Regions from separate parts of the Homo sapiens genome. Here region 2 is linked to region 1. Evidence: chromatin loops called from intact Hi-C (ENCODE). Cell type or tissue: OCI-LY7. All regions are shown on one strand. Each heading gives the region's core, and the rest is flanking DNA. Links, peaks and the distances in the headings are about the cores only. Region 1 overlaps PRKCE (protein kinase C epsilon). Region 2 holds the start of RHOQ-AS1 (RHOQ antisense RNA 1).

Region 1 (11,021 bases), core at 3,266-5,765:
TCCACCTCCCAGGTTCAAGCGATTCTCCTGCCTCAGCCTCCCAAGTAGCTAGGACTACGGGTGCACGCCACAACGCCCAGCTAATTTTTGTATTTTTAGTAGAGACGGGGTTTCACCATGTTGGCCAGGATGGTCTCAATCTATTGACCTCATGATCCACCTGCCTCGGACTCCCAAAGTGCTGGGATTACAGGCGTGAGCCACCGCACCCAGCCCAGGGTTTAATGTTTTCCACTGGACTGCACTTCATAATTACCCAGCCTCAACTGCGCAGCCCACATGGTGCCACCTGCTATACAGCAGATATAAAAAGTGTGAGATGGCCCCTGCCTTCCAGGAGGTTTTCCTTGAAGCTAAGACCACCCCATGAAACTGCTACACAATGAATGCCATGTGCACAGGCTCAAAGCAAAATCGTTGTTCTGAGAAGGCAGGGGCCAGCAGGCCCCAAGTGGCCTTATGACTTGCAGAGCAGAAAGAGCCCACCGAGGTCACCAGCAGAGCCATGCCTGGAATCCAGGTCCCTTGAAGCCCCGAGCGCTTCCTACTACACGACTTTGGGGGAAGAGAGACTCTTAGCTGCGTAGAAAGAAAGCTGATAGTGGAGACGGTGAGAGGGAGGAGAGAGGGCATTTCAGGCCAGCCACTAGGCTGACTCCATGACCTCCTTCAAGTCTTTGCTCAAACCTCACCCTCTCAACGAGGCCAGTGCTGACCAGCCCACATAACACCCCAACCTGGCCACTCCGCACCTCCCCAGGGAATTCCAATGCCCCTTACCTTGCTTAGTAATGTCTCTTTTTCCGTGGCCTTTATCATCTTATCACATACCCCACCATTTATGATTTACTGTTTCTTGCGTATTATTTGTCTTCCCTTGCTAAAATGTGAGCTCCATGAGGACAGAGACCTTATCTGTTTTCTGTGCTCACATATCCCAAGCTCCTCGAATCATGCCTGGCTCACAACAGGCACTCAACAAATTCTTGTTGAATGAATGAATGAACAAGAGCTAATATTTGTTGAGCAGTTACTGTGTACCAGGACAGGGCCAGCCACCAGGGGAAAGGTGGGAAGCAAGTCAGAATCTCTGCCTGCATCAAGCTCACATGCAGTCAGTCTGATACCTCCTCAGCCAGCTTCTGAGAGAGGAGTAAACTCTCAAGCCCTAAGCCACAGGGATCACCAGTAAACCGCAGCCCCAGGGCCAAATCTCAGTCACTGCCTTTGTTTATAAATAAATTTGTTTATTTGTATTGTCTATGGCTGCTTTTGCACTACAATGGTAGAGCCAAGTTGTTTTCGCAGAGACTCTGTGGCCCGCAAAGCTAAAAATATTTACTCTCTGATCCTTTAAAGAAAGTCGTCGACCCTTGATCTAGGACATCCATTAATTATAACGATTTAACTTCTCTCCTGTTTATCTAAAATTACCAATCATGTACCATCTTTAGGAGAACTCAGAAAACAGTTCACTCATGTCGGTTTTTTGTTGTTGTTGTTGTTCTGTGGTCAGATGAGGAATCTTATTTGAGAAAGATAGTGAAAGAGACAGATAAACAAATAGGAAAATACCAAATAGTGTGTTAGGTGCTGGCTGAGGAAGGTGCAGGCAACACACTACAGATGCACATAGAAAGCTATGTGTAGCTGGATTTGGAGGATCCGGGAAGACTTCCTGGAGGAAGCAGCATCTAAGATATTATAATGATTATTGTTACCACTACTACTACTGCCCAAAGTAAGCTATAAGTAAAACATATAATATATATTATAGACTGACTTCAAACCTTTTTTCAAAAAGGTGGATATCAATGGATGAATAAACCTATTTAATACAGGTAATGACCAATAATACTGTATTTCATTATTTAGTAAGCTCCTGGTTATATGATAGGTACTCTGAAACATAAATCTGCCCTGTGAGTTGATACTAACATATGAAGAACCTCAACATATCCAAATATTTTAACACTAACAACCTGGGTAGAATGTACTTAAAATGGCATTCAGGGCTCACCTATAGAAAAACCTGAGTCCCTGAGACATGTCTGTCCCTAGCCTCCCGACATGGAGCCCTTTGCCTGCCCTAGGATGTCCAGGGCCCCCATATTCTTTCCTCCCTCTCCAATGACAGTCTGTTCCAAAAAAAAGCTCTCATAAATTTCATTTATACTGAGGTTCACATGACTGATAAGATGGTATGGCCCTTCTCTAGGACATCTGTATTTTAACTACTCATAACAAGGTTTAACTTACAGGAAAGACTTTCTAAGGGTGGAATTTCTAGGACTGTGGCTGACAGTGAAAATGGAGTTCTGTGGAGTAGGAGGTCATTCTGAAAGCCTAATTTGAATCACATGGCAGTCTGTAGCAGTAAAAAGCTCCAGGAATTGGCCAGGTACACTGGTTCATGTCTGTAAACCTAGCACTTTGGGAGGATACCTTGAGCCCAGGAGTTCAAGACCAGCCTGGGTAACACGGTGAGACCTTGTCTCTACAAAAAATTCTAGCCAGGTGTGGTGGCACACACCCATGGTCCCAGCTACTTGGGAGGCTGAGGTAGGAGCATCACTTGAGCCTAGGAGGTCAAGTCTGCAGGGAGCAATGTTTGCACCACTGCACTTCTTCCTGGGCAACAGAGTGAGACCCTGCCTCAAAAAAAAAAAAAAAAAAAAAAAATTCCAGGAATTCAGAAAATTCTTGGTTTTCAGGCTTAGGTTTCCCCATTAGTAACTACAAAATCCAAGACACTTAATGTCTCTGAGTCTCTTTCTCTCATGTCTAAAATGAACTTGAGAATTAAGGAAGGAAACTCAACTTCTCCCAGTTTCCTGAAGAGACTCAGTAAATGAAAAACCTCCAGACAAATGATTTTTACTCCATCTCCCCACTTCTTTTTTGGCATCTCTCCCAGGCCAGACATTTATACATCACACCTGCATGAGCCACAGAACTGATGGTCCTAAAATACTGACCAGAAAACCACAAGGAATGGAGCTGCTCTGTCTAAGTGAATGCTCTGAGCCCAAGAGGCTGAGTTGTCATAGGCAAAAACTGTGCATAACTCCATTAAGACACCCCTTGCTCTCCTGACACTAGCTGTAATAACCATCTTCCTCTCTAAACACAAAGGCCAATGCTAACTAATAACAGAAATCAACAGGCCCTAAACTCACCAGTCTCTAAACTGTCCACAGTAGCCACTTTCTGCCTGAGAGTTCTCCCTGGTTAGAGAACACCCAGGCTCCCACTATTCCCACATTCCTATTTCCTTCACTTCAAAATTTTCATTAACAGCTTCCACTTGTTCTTCCACACCAGTCAGATTTTCCTTTTAGATAAATCCAGGAATATCATTGCTCCATAAAGGTAAAAATGTATTTTTAAAAATGTTTTACAAATAACAGCACTCTGTCTCCCATGATCTGTCGGGCAGACACACAAAATTAATTTTTTAATGGAAATTTCCTTGGGAGAAGTGTCTCTTCAGAGACAGAAAAGAAACTGGTAGCTCTTGAAAATTAAAAATGTTGTGCTTGCCAGGCATGGTAGCTCACACCTGTAATCCTAGCACTTTGGGAGGCTGAGGCGGGTAGATAGCTTAAGGCCAGGAGTTTGAGACCAGCCTGGCCAATGGGGTGAAACCCTGTCTGTACTAAAAATACAAAAATTAGCCAGGTGTGGTGGTGCACACCTGTAATCCCACCTACTAAGGTGGCTGAGGCACAAGAATTGCCTGAACCCAGGAGGCAGAAGTCGCAGTGAGCCGAGATTGTGCCACTGTACTCGAGCCTGGGCAACAGGGTGAGACTCTGTCTCGGGAAAAAAAAAAAAAAAAAAATTACAACTGGTGGCTCACAGTTGTAATCCCAGAGCTTTGGGAGGCCAAGGTAGGAGGATCACTTGAGGCCAGGAGTTTGAGACCAGCCTGGGCAACACAGCAAGACTCCATCTCTACAAAAATAAAAAATAAAAAATTAGCTGGGTATGGTGGCCCACACCTGTAATCCTAGCTACCCAGGAGGCTGAGATGGGAGGGTTGTTTGAGCCCAAAAACTTGAGGTTACAGTGAGCACCACTGCACTCAAGTCTGGGTGACAGAGCGGAACCCTGTCTCTAAAAAATTTATTTTTCCAGTGTTGTGCTCTGTTGTCCCCAAACGGCTCTTCAAGCCTGGCGTCTATGGTAACATGACTGTAACCTCAGTGCTGCCCTGCTAATGTGTGGTTTCTGTTTTTCTTCCTCTTTTCAAATCCAAGGTTAACCAACGGACTCAAAACATCCATTCTTGTCAATGTTGTTGAACTATAAAAGTATGACTCTATACCCTTAAAAAATGCAAAATGCCCAGGACCCAAAGATCTCCTCCATGCTGATCTGTTCCTCTTTTAAGACTCCAGGTGGAGCTAGTAGGAACTGCACTCCAGGCTTTGAGCCATTGACAGATCTGCTCCCCTTGAGGCAAGGTGGACGTACTAGTTCTTCCTCCGGTCAAGGATGGCCAGAGCAGTCTGGACCCACTCTGGCCTAATCAGCATCAGCATACAGGCTCATCATCCATTACACTACCAATGTCCCTTGGAATATTTTCTGCTCAAACTTAAAAAATAAGCCCCCATGGAGGATACAGCCTAGAATCTCTAGTACAGATTCAAAAATAGCTGTATTCCTGAGTATGCACATCCCTTCAAAACGGTGTAAAAATTTTCAGAAGCCAAGGGTCAGTGATCACAGCCTCACTGGGGCCTAAAAATATCCTTCAGGCTATTGCTGTAGGAGGGGGAAAAGGAATCGGAAAGTAATGAAGGGGGACACATAGATGCATATGATGGAGGCTCCAGGGAGGGCCGAGCTGGCTTGATATCACATCTACACTGGCTGTCTCATAAGCGTATTAGGATCACACCCTTTGATAATAAAGAGGATGCAATGACCCCTGCTAAGAAGACACAGGCTTGAGCTGAGGATGGCTTTCATGGCACCTTTCATCTACTTTCTCTCTACTCTATCTTGCTCAGTCTCCCATAAGCCAGTGCAAACAGAGACTGCACTGTGTCCTCCACCGCCCTATGTGAATTAACCAGCAAGGATCCTGGTATAAGTGACGTGGTATCAGCTCCTTCGGGTCCCAAGGACAATGCCTCTGTTCCATTGATCAAGGCTTTGGAACTCCTTCCTTTGGAGTCCAGGCTTCCAAGTCATCATGGTAGCCATGGTCGGAATCCTACCTTGGCAAGTTGAGAGCAAGATCCCTGGTGGGGCAGTGAAAAAGAAAGACGATGGGAAGTGAGGGAAGAAGTGGGAATAGAGGCAGCCTCACTTGGCAAACACAGTGCAGCACAGCCTACCAGTTAGGAGCCAGTGCCCCAGTGCCACCGTATACTGAGTTCAAATCTTTGCTAACACCCAGCTCCAACACCCAACTCTAAACACATTACTCAACCTCTCTAACCTTAAAGGAGAGATGATGGTCATACCTTCCTCATACAGTTGTTATGAAAAATAAGTGACATGATGCATGAAAAGCACTCAGCACAGGGCCTCAATAATTAGCAGCTGTTATTGCTCAGATACTGAAAACAAACCATGAACTGGTGAAGACAGACCTCAACTTACAGTCAGGCAACCTGGGGGCTTTCAGTTCCCCATCTGTAAAACAAGGGGCTGAGAATGAAGGTTCCTTCCAGCTCAGACACTCTAGAAGTCTGTGACTAAGATACAAAGATTCCAGCGGCACGTGGGCATTACAACTGTAATATAAAATGACACCCAATAGCACTTGCACCACCCTCAAAGCAAGCAGCATGCACAAGAGGATACTGTGAAGAGTGCGTGTGTTTGGGCATGGGACTATTGGGGGAAGGGTTCTGGTGAAGAAGGGGCCAGTGAAATGGCATTGCTTAGATTGTTCTCTGGCTTGCTAGTCCAACATCCAGGAATGTTTCTGGCCTTCTAGGTATGAAGCAGGCAATTAGGGTCTTATAAAAATAAAAATAAAAAATTTCACTTAAAATCAAGAGGGAGAAATTTCTACTTGCCCTAACCTTGATCCTTTGCCCTTTGAAGCCAAAACAGATACTACCCTTAATTTATTTAGAGTAGCTTCTCACCCATCACCTTACTCCCTTGATGGGATACGAAGGACTTTCTGAAAGGATGTGGAGTCACACTTTGAAAAATACACTTACACAGAAGGAGCAGGCTTGAAAAGAAAAGATACGCTTAAACAGAAAGCGAGGCATGGTGTTTACTCAAGAGACCATCTCCCTCAGCCTGGTTTAAGCCAGTAAGGGCTTTATTTTCCATCTTGGCTTCCCAGAGTTTACTGTAAAAATACATGCCCTGGCTGGGCCCGGTGGCTCACGTCTGTAATCTCAGCACTTTGGGAGGCCGAGGCAGGCAGATCACGAGGTCAGGAGTTTGAGACCAGCCTGACCAACATGGTGAAACCCCGTCTCTACTAAAAATACAAAAATTAGCTGGGTGTGGTGGCGGGCACCTGTAATCCCAGCTACTCAGGAGGCTGAAGCGGGAGAATCGCTTGAACCCAGGAGCCAGCGGTTACAGTGAGCCGAGATCGCACCACTGCACTCTAGCCTGGGTGACAGAGCGAGACTCCGTCTTAAAAATAAAATAAAATAAAATAAAACACATGCCCCAATGTGAAGTCAAGAAGCAGAGTCCAACCAATGCAATGGCAAGAAACTAAAGGCATCAGGGAGCAAATGATGGCCAGCAGAACATCTGGGTGGAATGACAGATGTTGTACAAAAGCTTGGTCAAATCCTCTAAGCTACCTGGAATGCCCTCCCTCCTAGTCCAAATCCTCTTATCCTTATCCTTTAGGCAGAGTTTGAACCCCGTCCTCCGGGAAGCCCCCAGTGATCTCTCCCATTAGAGGTACCCACTCCCACTTTTGTGCACTGGTTGGACATACACAACATTCCGCCATTGCTTGTCTTCTACCTTCAATACACATCAGTTTCCATAAAAAGACTTCCAAAAGATCTTACTGTATCTCCCTTATCACCATGTATTTGGTTTATGCTAAATAAATAACTATGGCCTTAAGAGGTAGGTAAGCTGTTCTTGTCTACACAGTTTTCTACTCCGGAGAAGACTGCATCATTTGCCTAACAAGGATTAACTCTGCCCCATCACATAAAATTAACTTCACCTTGGGCAAACAGGGACTGTACTATGACATGCATCCAGGTATACATCTTTATCTAGAAAATTTGCTTAGCAAATGGCAGGTCTATTAATAAAAACTCTAAGGTCAAATCTCAAACTCAATAGAGCTTGTCAATATTAAGCCTTCGCATACATTTTTAATCTTATTTCCCATGAGGAAAGTAAGGGCCAGAAAGGTTAAGTGGTTTTCCCAAGGTCACCCAGCTAACAAGCAGCAAAGTCAGCCCTGGAATTCAGTTCTGCTTCTTTTTCCACCACCCTACAGCCACCCTACAAGCCCTCTATGTCACCTAGGAAAACAGGAGGGCTGATGACCGAGGCAATAGGATCAGTAGCCACAGGCTCCCAGGACATATCTGACCCCTTAAATCAGCAATATTTTTTAGAAGAATGTATCCTGAGAATCAAAAGTACAGGTATACATCAGAGATATTGAAGGTTCAGTTCCAGATAACTATAATAAAGCAAGTCATAAAAATATTTTGTTTCCCAGTGTACGTAAATTTATGTTTACACTATATGTAGTCTATTGTGTGTACGATGTAATTATGTCTAAAAATGTACATACTTTAATTGAAAAGTGCTTTATTGCTAAGAAAAATGCTAATGACCATCTGAGCCTTTAGCACACGTTGTAATCTTTTTGCTGCTGGGGAATCGTGCCTCGATGTTGACAGCTGCTGACTGATCAGGGTAGTGATTGCTGAAGGTCAGGGTGGCTGTGGCAACCCCACAGCAAGAAATTGCTATGCCAATTTCTTAAAATAAGACAATGAAGTTTGCCACATAATGGACTCTTCCTTTCACAAAAGATTTCTCTGTAGCATGTGACACTGTTTGATGGCATTTTCTGTCAAAATTGGAGTCAATCCTCTCAAACCTTGCTGCTGCTTTATCAGTGAATGTAATATTCTAAATCCTTTGTTGTCATTTCAACGTTATTCACAGAATCTTCACCAGGAATAGATTCTATCTCAAGAAACCACTTTCTTTGTTTTTCCCTAAGAAGCAACTCCTCATCCGTTCAAGTTTGGTCAAGAGACTGCAGCAATCCAGTCACATCGCCAGGCTCCATTTCTAATTCTAGTTCTCTTGCTATTTCTACCACATCTGCAGTGACTTTCCCAGCTGAAGTACTGAAACCCACAAAGTCATCCACGGAGCTGGAATTAACTTCCTCCAAATTTTTGATAATGTTGAAATTTTCACCTCCTCCCATGCATCATGAATGTGGGTTTTTTTGTTGTTGGTGGCGGTTTTTTGTTTTTTTTTTGAGATGGAGTCTCACTCTGTCAAGAGGCTAGAGTACAGTGATGTGATCTCGGTTCACTGCAACCTCCGCCTCCCGGGTTCAAGCGATCATCCTGCCTCAGCCTCCCAAGTAGCTGGGACTACAGGTGCGTGCCACCACGCCCAGCTAATTTTTATATTTTTAGTGGAGATGGAATTTCACCATGTTGGCCAGGATGGTCTCGATCTCTTGACCTCGTGATCTGCCCGCCTCGGTCTCCCAAAGTGCTGGGATTACAGATGTGAGTGTTCTTAATGGCATCTAGAATGGTGAATCCTTTCCAGAAGGTTTTCAATTGACTTTGCCCCAATCCATCAGAGAAATCAATATCTATGGCAGCTAAAGCCTTATGAAATGTATTTCTTAAACAATAAGACTTCAAAGTCAAAATTACTCCTTGATCCATGGGCTGTAGAATAGATGTTGTATTAGCAGGCATGAAAACAACATTAATCTCCTTGTACATCTCCATCAGAACTCCTGGTTGACTAGGTGCACTGTCAATGAACAGTAACATTTTGAAAGAAATCTTTTTCTGAGCAGGTCTCAATGGTGGGCTAAAATATTCAGTAAACCATGCTGTAAACAGATGTGCTATCATCCAGGCTTTGTTATTCCATTGACAGAGCACGAGCAGAATAGAATCAGCATAATTCTTAAGAATGTAAAGAATGGTAAATGAGCACTGGCTTCAACTTAAAGTCACCAGCTGTGTTAGCCCCTAATAAGGGAGACAGGCTGGCCTTTGAAGCTTTGAAGCCAGGTATTGATTTCTCTTTAGCTATGAAAGTGTTAGATAGCAACTTCTAATCTACATTGAAAATCTGTTGTTTATTGTAGCCACCTTCATCAGCGGTCTTAGCTAGATCTTCTGGGTAACCTGCTGCAGCTTCTCCATCAGCACTTGCTGCTTCACCTTGCACTTTTATGTTATGGAGATGGCTTCTTTCCTTAAACGTCATAAACTAGCCTCTGCTAGCTTACAATTTTTCTTCTGCAGCTTCCTTACCTGTCAACCTTCATAGAATTAAAGAGAGTTAGGGCCTTGCTCTGGAGTAGGCTTTGGCTTAAGGGAATGTTGTGGCTGGTTTGATCTTCTATCCAGACCACTCAAACTTTCTCTGTATCAGCAGTAAGGCTGTTTCACTTTCTTATTCGTGTATTTACTGGAGCAATACTTTTAATTTCCTTCAAGAACTTTTCCTTTGCATTCACAACTTGGCCGTCTGGTGCAAGAGGCCTAGCTTTCAGCTGTCTCAGCTTTCAACATGCCTTCCTCACTAAGCTTCATCATTTCTAGTTTTGATTTCAAGTGAGAGCTCTGAGACTTCCTTTCACTGGAACACTTAGAGGTCATTGTAGGGTTATTAAGTGGCCTGATTTCAATATCATTTTGTCTCAGAGAATTAGAGAGGCTGAAGGAGAGGGAGAGAGACAGGGAAATGGCTAGTTGGAGGAGCAGTAAGGACACACACAACATTTATCAATTAAGTTCACCATCTTATATGGGGGCAATTCACGCCACTCCAAAACAGTTATAATAGTAACATCAAACAAACGTAATTGTACCAAAAAGTTTGAAATATTGCAGAAATGACCAAAATGTGACACAGAGACATGAAGTGAACATATGCTATTAGAAAAATGGTGCCATAGGCTTGACTGACACAGGCTTGCCACAAACTTCCAATCTGTAAAAAGCACAACATCTGCGAAGTGCAATAAAACAAGGTGTGCCTGCATATAGCAAGATGCCAGCACACTGCCCAGAGTCTGAAGCCAGGAAGTGAAAAGTGGAGGTTCTAGACTGCTAGCTGCTCAAAATGAGAGCTGAAAGCAGGGTCTCCTCAAAGAATGTAAGAACAGACTATGTCATCACAGAATGAACAAATTAAAAGAACATGTATTGGGCTGGTTGCAGTGGCTCACCTTTGTAATCCCAGCACTTTGGGAGGCCGAGGCAGGCAGATCACGAGGTCAGGAGTTTGAGACAAGCCTGGACAACATGGTGAAACCCTATCTCTACTAAAAATACAAAAATTAGCTGGGTGTGGTGGTGGGCGCCCATAATCCCAGCTATTCAGGACGCTGAGGCAGGAGAATCGCTTGAAACCGGAAGGCGGAGGTTGCAGTGAGCCGAGATCGCGCCACTGCACTCCAGCCTGGGCAAAAGAGTGAAACTCCGTCTCAAAAAACAAAACAAAACAAAAGAACATGTATTGGAATGTTAAACCAGTGAGCTGTCCTGAGTAGCAGAGAATCCACACTGGGCAGAAGGAACGGTAAATCGTGACTATTAGCAGGGCAAACAGGTTAGAAAAAAGGGCAACACCGTCCCAGATCAGCTCCAAGCAGGACACACTTAACCTAATGTCCAGGAGCCTAGAAGCACATCTGTGTTGAAAATTAACACTTCAACCTCAGGCCCTGGAAGCCTCCTGAGGCTTATTACAGGCACCCTCTAATGACTACCTTGGAAACACATGTGAACTGGATGCTGGCTCATAGGGGCCTCTCCTCCTCCCTTGCATAT
Region 2 (9,538 bases), core at 2,047-4,546, 850 kb before region 1:
TGAAAAGAGTGAAAGAATGAATCATGTCCATAGGGAAGAACATTCCAGGCAGAGGGAACAACAAAAGTACAAAGGTTCTCAGGTAGAACTTTGAGGGAACAACAAAGGAGACCAGGAGGCCTGGGGAACAATGAGTAAGGCAGAGAGGGAACAGAGGCTTGTAGGCCACTGTGCGGACTTTGGCGTTTAGTCTGAGCTGGGGACCCACTGGAGGATTCTGAGCAGAGCAGTGACATGATTGCGCTTACATTTTTAAGACTTACTCTGGCTGCTGTGTTGAGAACAGATGACCATGGGGCATAGACAGAAGCAGAAAGGTGAGTTGGAAGCTATTCCAGTAAAGCAGGCCAGAGATGGAGGAGGTCTGAACCAGGTGATAGAGGGAAGAGTTAGAAAAAAGTGTCTGGATTCTGGATATGTTCTGAAGGTATGTTGTGCCGAAGGCTAGATGTGTGGTATGGGAGAAAGAGCAAGGTCAAGTACGACTTCAGGGCTTTTTTTTTTTTTTGAGACAGTTTCACTCTTGTTGCCCAGGCTGGAGTACTATGGTTCGATCTTGGCTCATCACAACCTCTGCCTTCTGGGTTCAAGCGGTTCTGCCTCAGATTCCTGACTAGCTGGGATTACAGGCATGTGCCACCACACCCAGCTAATTTTGTATTAGTAGAGATGGGGTTTCTCCATGTTGGTCAGGGTGGTCTCCAACTCCCAACCTCAGGTAATTCTGCCCGCCTCGGGCTCCCAAAGTGCTGGGATTACAGGTGTGAGCCACTGCACCCAGCTGAGGGCTTCTGACCTGAGTAACTGGGAGGACAGGCTTGGAGGGTAAAAGAAGAATCATATCTTAGACATGTTAATTTTGAGATACTCAGCCATGTAGATGGACTTGTTGAGTAAACAGCTGGATAACCAAATTGAGAATTTAGGAAAGAGGTCCAGGCTGGAGATGGAAATCCAGGAATCTTTGGTTGTAGACTGTGCAAGCTACAAGACTGACAGAAGCTCATTTAGGCCTAGGGAGTGTAGCTATAGAAGAAGACATCCACAAAGCTGAGTGCTCATCACTGGGGCCCTCCAACCAGGGACCAAGGAGGTAAAGAGATGGAGCAGAGTCCAATGAGAGGGGAGAAAAACCAAGAGAGTCCAACTGAAGAAAGTTTCAGGAAGGACGCAACTGTGCCAAATGCTGATGAGTCTAGAAATGAGATCATACTGTTTTGCAACTACTTTTTTCCCTTTAGCTACATAATAAATATGAAATCTTAACAGATAGTATGAAGTTTTAATAGATGCAGGGAATTTTTGCCATTATAAACAATTCAGCATCTTTGTAGCTCTAAGTACGTCCCTAATAATTTACTTTTATTATTAAATATTATAAATGGACAAATTATAATTTTATATAAGGTACAAAGCAATATTTTCTCTCTATATATACATATACACACACACACACGAGTGAAATGATTAAATCAACATAATTAACATCTATCACCTTAAATACTTATCATTTTGTGTGGTGAGAACATTTAAAATTTACTCTTTTAGCAATTTGGAAATACGCAGTCCACCATTATTTATTTATTCATTTATTTTGAGACAGGGTCTCACTCTGTCATCCAGGCTGGAGTGCAATGGCACTATCTCGGCTCACTGCAACCTCCACCTCCTGGGCTCAAGTGATCCTCCTTCCTCAGCCCCCCAAGTAGCTGGGACTACAGGTATGCACCATCATGCTCAGCTAATTTTTTTTTTTTTTTTTTTTTTTTTTTTTTTTTTTTTGGTAGAGATGGGGTTTCACCATGTTGCCCAGGCTGGTCTCGAATTCCTGGGCTCAAACGATCCACCCACCTCAGCCTTCCAAGGTGCGGGGATTACAGGTGTGAGCCACCGTGCCCAGCACCACCATTATTAACTGTAGTTACCATGTTGTGCAGTGTTATCTCAAAAAATGTATTCCTCCTAACACTGTACACTTTGACCAACATCCTAATGATTTGCTTAGGATAAACTCTTACATATGGAATTGCTTGATCAAAAGTGTCCATGATTTTAAGGATTTTGCATACTGTCAAGACTGCTTTGATTCAATGACCAATAGTACAACAGAGTGTCCATTTTACTACACGGGTATTATAATTAATTTCTCATTTTTTGCCAATTCTATAGGTGCAAATTGAGCTTACATTTGACTACTAATAAGTTTGAACATATTTCCTATCTTCAATGGCAATCTGCATTTTGGGGGGTGAATTTTTCATTGTTAGCCCATTTTTCTATTGGTATCTGTGGCTGCTTCTGATTAACTCATATGCAAGAGGTTCCTGTATACTAAGGATGTTAACCCATTTTTCTGCCATCCATCTCAGGTTATATGACTTTTCATTTTATTTCTGGCATTTGATGTGGTATTAAGTTTTTATGCAGTGAAATCATTAATATTTTCATTTATGGCTTTTATCTTTATGACATTTAGAAATTCCTTCTCTCCCCAAGATTACAAAACTGAATACATGGAATTTCTGAAGTGATTTGTTAGTAAAGCCATTTATTTTTTGCTTTAGGAAAAACTGTCCTCCAGAAAGTTTTCTTGCTTTCTTTTGCCTCCTGATACTACATTTTAAAAGACTATATATGGGCCGGGCGCGGTGGCTCATGCCTGTAATCCTAGCACTTTGGGAGGATGAGGTGGGCAGATCATGAGGCCAGGAGGTCGAGACCATCCTGGCTAACATGGTAAAACCCCATCTCCACTAAAAATGAAAAAAAAAAAAAAAAAAAAAAAATAGCCGGGTGTGGTGGCAGGCACCTGTAGTCCCAGCTACTTGGGAGGCTGAGGCAGGAGAATGGCATGAACACGGGAGGCAGAGCTTGCAGTGAGCTGAGATCCCGTCACTGCACTCCAACCTGGGCCACAGAGTGGGACTCCGTCTCAAAAAAAAAAAAAAAAAAAAAGACCATATATGGATTCTGTTTCCACAAAAGTCCTATTGAAATCACAACATTTAAAAAATAGAATCCAATAATGTTAAGGCCAAATGGGAAAAAAGGGGAAAAAGTAAACCTATCTTTGGGGCACGAAGGAAGATAAGCTACAAGGTATTGCATGCATCACTGTTACATATATTTTTAGAATTTTTGTATTTTCTATCCTCTTTTCATAAAAAGATTGGAGAAATTTCAACACATTTCTTTTCAAACCTAGTCATCATTTTTTGGTTTTAACCACAAATTTAAACTGTCATCCTAGGTGGCTCCACTGTCTAACTCAATGAGTCTTAAGACAGAGCTGATTTGGCACAGTGCAACTGTTTAAGTAATGAAGAAGGGTTGAAAGTAGTGACACGTGTTTCCGATGCTTTTTTCCATATGTGACTTTTTAGGAAAATATCACTGGCAATGTAGCAAAGGTGTAAGAGTCTCGGCCCAGGAGTCAGGCTTTGGACTGAAACCCAACTCTGCCATTTATTACCTGCAGGATCTTGGGCGAATTATCTGACATCTCCCAGCCTCCACTGTCTCTTCTGTGTAACAGGGGAAACAGACCTACCTCACTGAGTTCATGCAAGGATTAAATGAGATAATGCATGTAAAGCACTCCACCTGGCACACAGTAAATACACAATAAAATTAGCTTCTATTGTTATCTTAGCATCTTTTACATTCATGCTTAAATTCTGTGAGTGTTCCATTACCTCTTTTGCTAGTTTCTGTCCTTGTTCCACACATATAGGTTTTTCTTTCATATCATTCAGTCTTGCTAAAGTTTTGGGGTCATCTCGGAGATCAATCTAATTAAGAAAGGTCAATAATGTCCCATAATATTACAAATCTTTAAAGAAAAATCAAAGCATGTAATCCCACTTAATTCCCACATACCAAAAAAAGATTAAACAAAAGAACTTAATTTTTAAAAACCAGGAAAATAATTGCTTTCTTTTGGCACAATTTTTTCCAAAAATATGATAGAACTCATTAACTTGCAGCTGAGATTAAACACTTACATCATTTGCTCAGCTTTGGGACTGTTTGTCTGAGAGCAGCCTCTACGACAGACCAAAGAGCTTATTCTAAAATGCAGAAAATCAAACCAGACATACCTGAGTTCCTATTAATAAAAAGGGTACATTTGGTGCGTATTCCTTAAGTTCCGGTACCCACTCCTCTTTCACATTTTGAAATGAGGCTGGATTTACCACCGAGAAGCATATAAGGAAGACATCGGTCATTGGGTAAGATAAAGGCCTCAGACGGTCATAGTCTTCCTGAGGAACAAAGAAAAGCCTCATTATGTATTTACATTTCTATTGTTTACTAGTAATATGTACATTAGATTACATGGTCAAAGATGCAAATTCAGGAGTACTCCACTAGTGGAATGTATGGCACTCTAAGTAAAATCAGATAACTCTGTTTTTGTTATTCTTCTTTGTGAAGTTCTGAACACCCATGAGGTAAAAAAAAATGACAATATCATTAACAATGACAATGAAAACTTTGGAAAAATACATTATGATCACTAACGCTGTCACTAAAAACATTTTTAACTAAAAAGTTTGCACAAAGAATTGAATATAGCTAGACATTGCCTAAGTATTATAATTTATAATAATTAATACATGCTAAATATTTACTATGTGTCAGGCACTAGTCTATATGCTCTCTCATGGATTACTTATTTAATCCTTGTAACAACAATATGACACAAGTACCCTTAATCCTGACTTTCATTTGAGTAAACTGAAGCACAGAAGTTAAATTACTTGCGTAAGGATGTGTAGCCAGTAAGTCAAGGAGCTGAGATTCAAATCCTGGCAGTTTTTACTCCAGAGTCTATACTCTTAACCACTATACAGCTTCACTGAGACCTTCAAGCTTTGCTTTCCTTGTTTCTATAGTTTTATTAATTGTGTGTGTGTGTGTGTGTGTGTGTGTGTGTGTGTGTGTGTGTGAAGATTTAAAGAGAAACATACACAGTAAACCCACCAAAATCCTCCTTTACTCTCCAACTTTCATTCCCTCTACTTAATATTTTCATGTTTATTCTTCCAGTTCTTTTTCTATGCATGAATATACCAGTAACTGCACATATTCATACATCTGTACATAAAATGAAATCATGCAGTACTTGTTGTTCTGCACTTTCTTTGTCTTGGACATCTTTCTAAATCAGAATACGTTAGACTACCATATCATTTTACACTGTTGCTTCAGAGTCCCCAGAACAGCTATACTCCTGATGGTTATTTTAGTCTCTATCACAAAAGGCAGTGAATATCCTTTTTTGCATAGACTATTTTATGTGACACAAAATTCTACTTATTTACATTCTCGAGAGTGAACAGAGTCCGGATTCCATTTTTGGCATAGCTAGACTCTCATCTGGTTTCAAAGAAACTTTATTTTTAGCCTGGGCCACCTCCCCTCTTAAATGACTCGTTTCACTACAGAACTACACAAATGTGGAACTAAGGGAATATTAAAAACATCATCTTCCACTTGGAGTTTCAGCAGTAGTATTTCCCTCATGGAACAATTTTCCTTTCATGCATTTTTCTGACATTTTTCATAATATAACTTTCAACTAAAGCATGTTAATGTCCCAAACCCTTGACTGGTGGGTAACCCTTTTGTTTTTCTGTGATGCTTTTGAAGGGCACACCTATAATCTAGAGCTGTGGGCATTAAAAGATTTCTCAGGTGTTCGCTATCACATGACGACAGGGGAAATGCCACCCCCAATCTTCTGCAACTTTTATTTTTTAAAGTGAACGCCTCTAAATGGTTTTGATTAAAGCAGTGCCCTGGTGTTAAGAAATTCACAATGAAGAGATCAAATAGGGTGGGTATGAAACACGTTATACCCCCAGACAGTTACTAGAGGAAGACTTCTTGAAAATTTAACTTTTTAAAAATCAGCTTGTGTTAAACAGTACAATTGAGTGCCTTATATGTACTTTCTGGGCTCTACTGCCTGTTTCAAACTGCAAGTCCATAAAAGAAAAAAAAAAAAAAGAAACAGTATGTCATCTTAGCATCCCACCCAGCAACTCCACACTTCTGAGCAAACATGCAGTTGTCATGGCCGGGAAATGGGGTGTTCTCATTAAAAAGCACTCCTCATCCATATTTAGATTTCCAATTTTCACAGAAATAGGAATGGGGATACTATCCCTTAGGATTATGAGGAATAAATGAAATAGTGCAACTAAAGCACTCCGCATAACACCTCGCACATCGAAGAACTCTTTCAATGCTTAAACATAAATTCTCTATCCCATGGGAAACCAAGTCTCTTATTCCTCTGCAAATCCACGCAGGGTCCCCTGAGTCCCACACTTGCCTCAGCTTTGCAGCTCCCTCCAATCACAGAGAAGTCTTTTAGTAAGAAATAAAATCAAAACACACAAAACTCAGGTCTCTCGAGACAGTATAATTTTCAGATGAATAAAAGAGAATGATATATTATTACTGTACTCATTAGTCACTTAGCCTTAAGACTATTTAAAATGTAACAAAAATAGATTTATATTTAAGAAAGCCAAATTAGAGATTTTAATGGAAATTTTACTTTTCAAGCAAGTTTACCTCCTCAGGGAAACAGAAGTGTGCGCTCTTTCTCTAGTGAGAGATGACAAGAAATAAAAACTAATTGAATGCCATGTTCCCTAGAGATGCTTAACAATATTAATCCAAGTATTTTACAGAAGGTAAATATATTGTACAGATTCCTTTCATAACCACAGTGAATCCTGACTTTCCTCCATGAGAGACGTGAGCACAAAGGAGGACAATTGGACCAATCATTTCTAGATATTTCTTAAATTGCAGGTTTTGTTTGATTAATTAAAATGTGAAGAACTGGGGCTATTAAAAAATAAAACACACATATGTTTAGACCTCCTTGGAAAGAAATGTTACTTCTTAAGTCTGAACAATCTAAAATGAATTCCTTCTGCCTGTCATCTCTGGCTAAATAATTGGCAGTTAGTGGCCGGGCATGATGGCCCACACCTGTAATCCCAGCACTTTGGGAGGCCGAGGTGGGACTCTTGAGGTCAGGAGTCCAAGATCAGCCTGGCCAATGTGGTGAAACACCATCTCTACTAAAAATACAAAAATTATCTGGCCGTGGTGGTGCACACCTGTAATCCCAGCTATTCGGAAGGCTGAGGCAGGAGAATCACTTGAACCCAGGAGGTGGAGGCTGCAGTGAGCAGAGATTGTACCACTGCACTACAGCCTGGGCAACAGAGCTAAACTCCGTCTCAAAAAAAAAAAAAAAATCGGCAGTTAGTACAAGAATGAGACCTTTCTGCTTCTATCCAGCTGAGTAATTAGAAGTCTAATAATAGCAAATTTAGAAAATAAATTATCCCCTGTGCATACTGTACCCTGCATCATATAAAATGGTTCATATGCATCACATAGTATCCTGTGTGAATTTAATATGAAATGTGGGATTTGGGAATGAATAAGTGGAGGTGTGCAGAATCTTTCATCTTCAGCCATATATTTTAAATTTGAGAACACAAAGAAGTCAAATGTAGAGCAACTGCCCTTACTTTTAAAAGATCGACTTATCAAAGTCACAACTTCTCACAGCCAACTCTCCAGTGTCCTCCTAATTAACAAACCCATTATATTTTAGTTCTAATTTTAAAATGTAGGTATTTAAACATTTCAGCATGGTAACTAGAACATTCTCAGGAGTACAGAAAAGTGTATTAAAGACAGCTGTTCAACATCAAAACAATGAAAGAACTGGTGAGTTTAGTCAGCATGGCTGTTGGACTGCATGGCAGACTCTTTAGCTTCTTACCAATTGGCTAAGTACCAGAAGTATCAAGTTTTTAAGTGTGTTCTGGCAGCTTAGTGTTCAGGCTGTCCCTTGTTGAAGAGTCCTCGATATGTGATAATGACAACCTTACTTTAAAAATATCACACATGGCCAGGTGCGGTGGCTCACACCTGTAATCCCAGCACTTTGGGAGGCCGAGGTGGGGAGATTGCTTGAGTCCAGGAGTTCAAGACCAGTCTTCCCAATGTGGTGAAATCCTGTCTCTACTAAAAATACAAAAATTAGCTGGGCATGGTGGCACATGCCTGCAGTCCCAGCTACTCAGGAGGCTCAGGTGGGTGGATCAGTTGAGCTCAAGAGGTTGGGCCTGCAGTGAGCCATGAACATGCCTGGGTGACAGAGTGAGACCCTGTCTCAAAAAAAAAAAAAAAAAAAAAAAAAAACACACACTTACCACCTGATAAGAATCTGCAAACAAAAAACTAAAGAAATGCGCTCTGAGAGGAAACAAAAGCTCTTCCAATGCCACAGAGAAATGTAGCCAATGGCCATCAGCTGGAGACCCCTTTCTGTGTGCAGCTCAGCCAGCAGTGCCCATGAGCCTTACTTCTGCACTATTCTTTGTCCCCTTCATGTGGACCTGGGTGTTCCCTCCTACCTTAGTGATCTCTGTTTAAAATATATGTTTTTGGGATGTGTATGTCTATTTTAAAATACATATCCAAAACATTTCTTAAATAAAAACACTCACATTGGACGATTTACCTTGTGCCATGCTTTGTTAGCTGGTATGCTATCATGTATTATTTAAAAGCAATCAGCAAAGATTTATTGAGACTATAGCCCTCTGGAGCTTGCAGTTTAGTTGGGAATTCAAGATATAAACATATAAAAAGACAGTCATATACAACAATAGGAGGGAATAAAAGTGTAAGCTGGAGCAAGTGAATATAGAAATGCTTAACAAACATTACTAAGCACCTACTATGTGCCCAGAACAGTGCTAACTGCAATAAATAAAGGAGGGAAGGATGAGATTCAAATAACATCTATTTGTAAAACACCTTATAAACATTTACAAAGCTCTCTCATTAAGTATCTATATGTTAAAAATAAGGCAATGCACTTGAATGTGCAGCAGTGCCCACAATGTGCCTGGACACCACTCCAGCGCCTTGCAGACCTCCAAGCCACAGCCTAGAAGAGGAAACTGCAGGCTGGTGTGGGAACGTGCATCAGGTTAGCACCCAAGAAGAACAATTCTGATAGGTGAGGAGATACACACAAATGCATAACAGCTTTCGATCTTAGGAAGTTCATGGTAAGGTAGATAAGATGTATGTGAACATGATATTACAAGTTAGAATGTGGTAAATATAAAAAGTAGTAATGAGGGGACACTAAGAAAAGACCTCTTGGAAGAGGCACTTGAGTTGGTCCTTACAGAATGGAGAGAACTTGAACGTATCCAACATGCTAGGAATGCGACTTTAGTCCAGTCCCTTATTCCTTAGGGCCTTAGTTTCTCTGTCTGAAAAACGGGAGACTTATCAGTGACAAATGCTTTGAAGACCATAAAGTACTATAGGAATGTATTACAATCCCAAATAATGCAGGATAGTACTTTGATGTAAGAAATAGTCATTTATCAAAACCTACTAGAGTTTTCCTCTGTAACAACCTAGAATGAGAAACAACCTAGAACAAGGGGTAACAGATAAGCCCCAGCCTTCCCAA

The links. Hi-C counts contacts between places; a loop is a spot of excess contacts. Peaks named below come from ENCODE experiments on the same cell type or tissue, not always from the same donor. Only the 100,000 strongest peaks of a DNase experiment are listed, where the experiment ranks them.
Region 2: a loop joins it to region 1, with 4 times the contacts of the local background. A loop is called at or near these places in 1 of 110 quality-filtered maps.

Annotation. Positions count from the first base shown.
Region 1 is chr2:45,723,279-45,734,299 of GRCh38, reverse strand. All of the region lies in intron 1 of PRKCE (protein kinase C epsilon), which reads right to left. Among named protein-coding and RNA genes, the nearest start is that of PRKCE-AS1, 53 kb to the right of the region's middle. RefSeq lists enhancers at 996-1,503, 3,964-4,103, 4,484-4,563. In OCI-LY7, for the core only: CTCF peaks have their summits at 4,202 and 4,401 (motif pointing right); DNase peaks (open chromatin) are centred at 4,269, 5,019 and 5,609; H3K4me3 peaks cover 2,210 bases; H3K27ac peaks cover 2,500 bases.
Region 2 is chr2:46,570,814-46,580,351 of GRCh38, reverse strand. It overlaps RHOQ (ras homolog family member Q), which reads right to left. Exons shown (of 5, transcript NM_012249.4): 3 at 4,101-4,265; 4 at 3,696-3,791. RHOQ-AS1 (RHOQ antisense RNA 1) reads left to right here and starts at 114. Exons shown (of 2, transcript NR_104182.1): 1 at 114-317. In OCI-LY7, for the core only: a CTCF peak has its summit at 3,264; a DNase peak (open chromatin) is centred at 4,321; H3K4me3 peaks cover 1,415 bases; H3K27ac peaks cover 1,728 bases.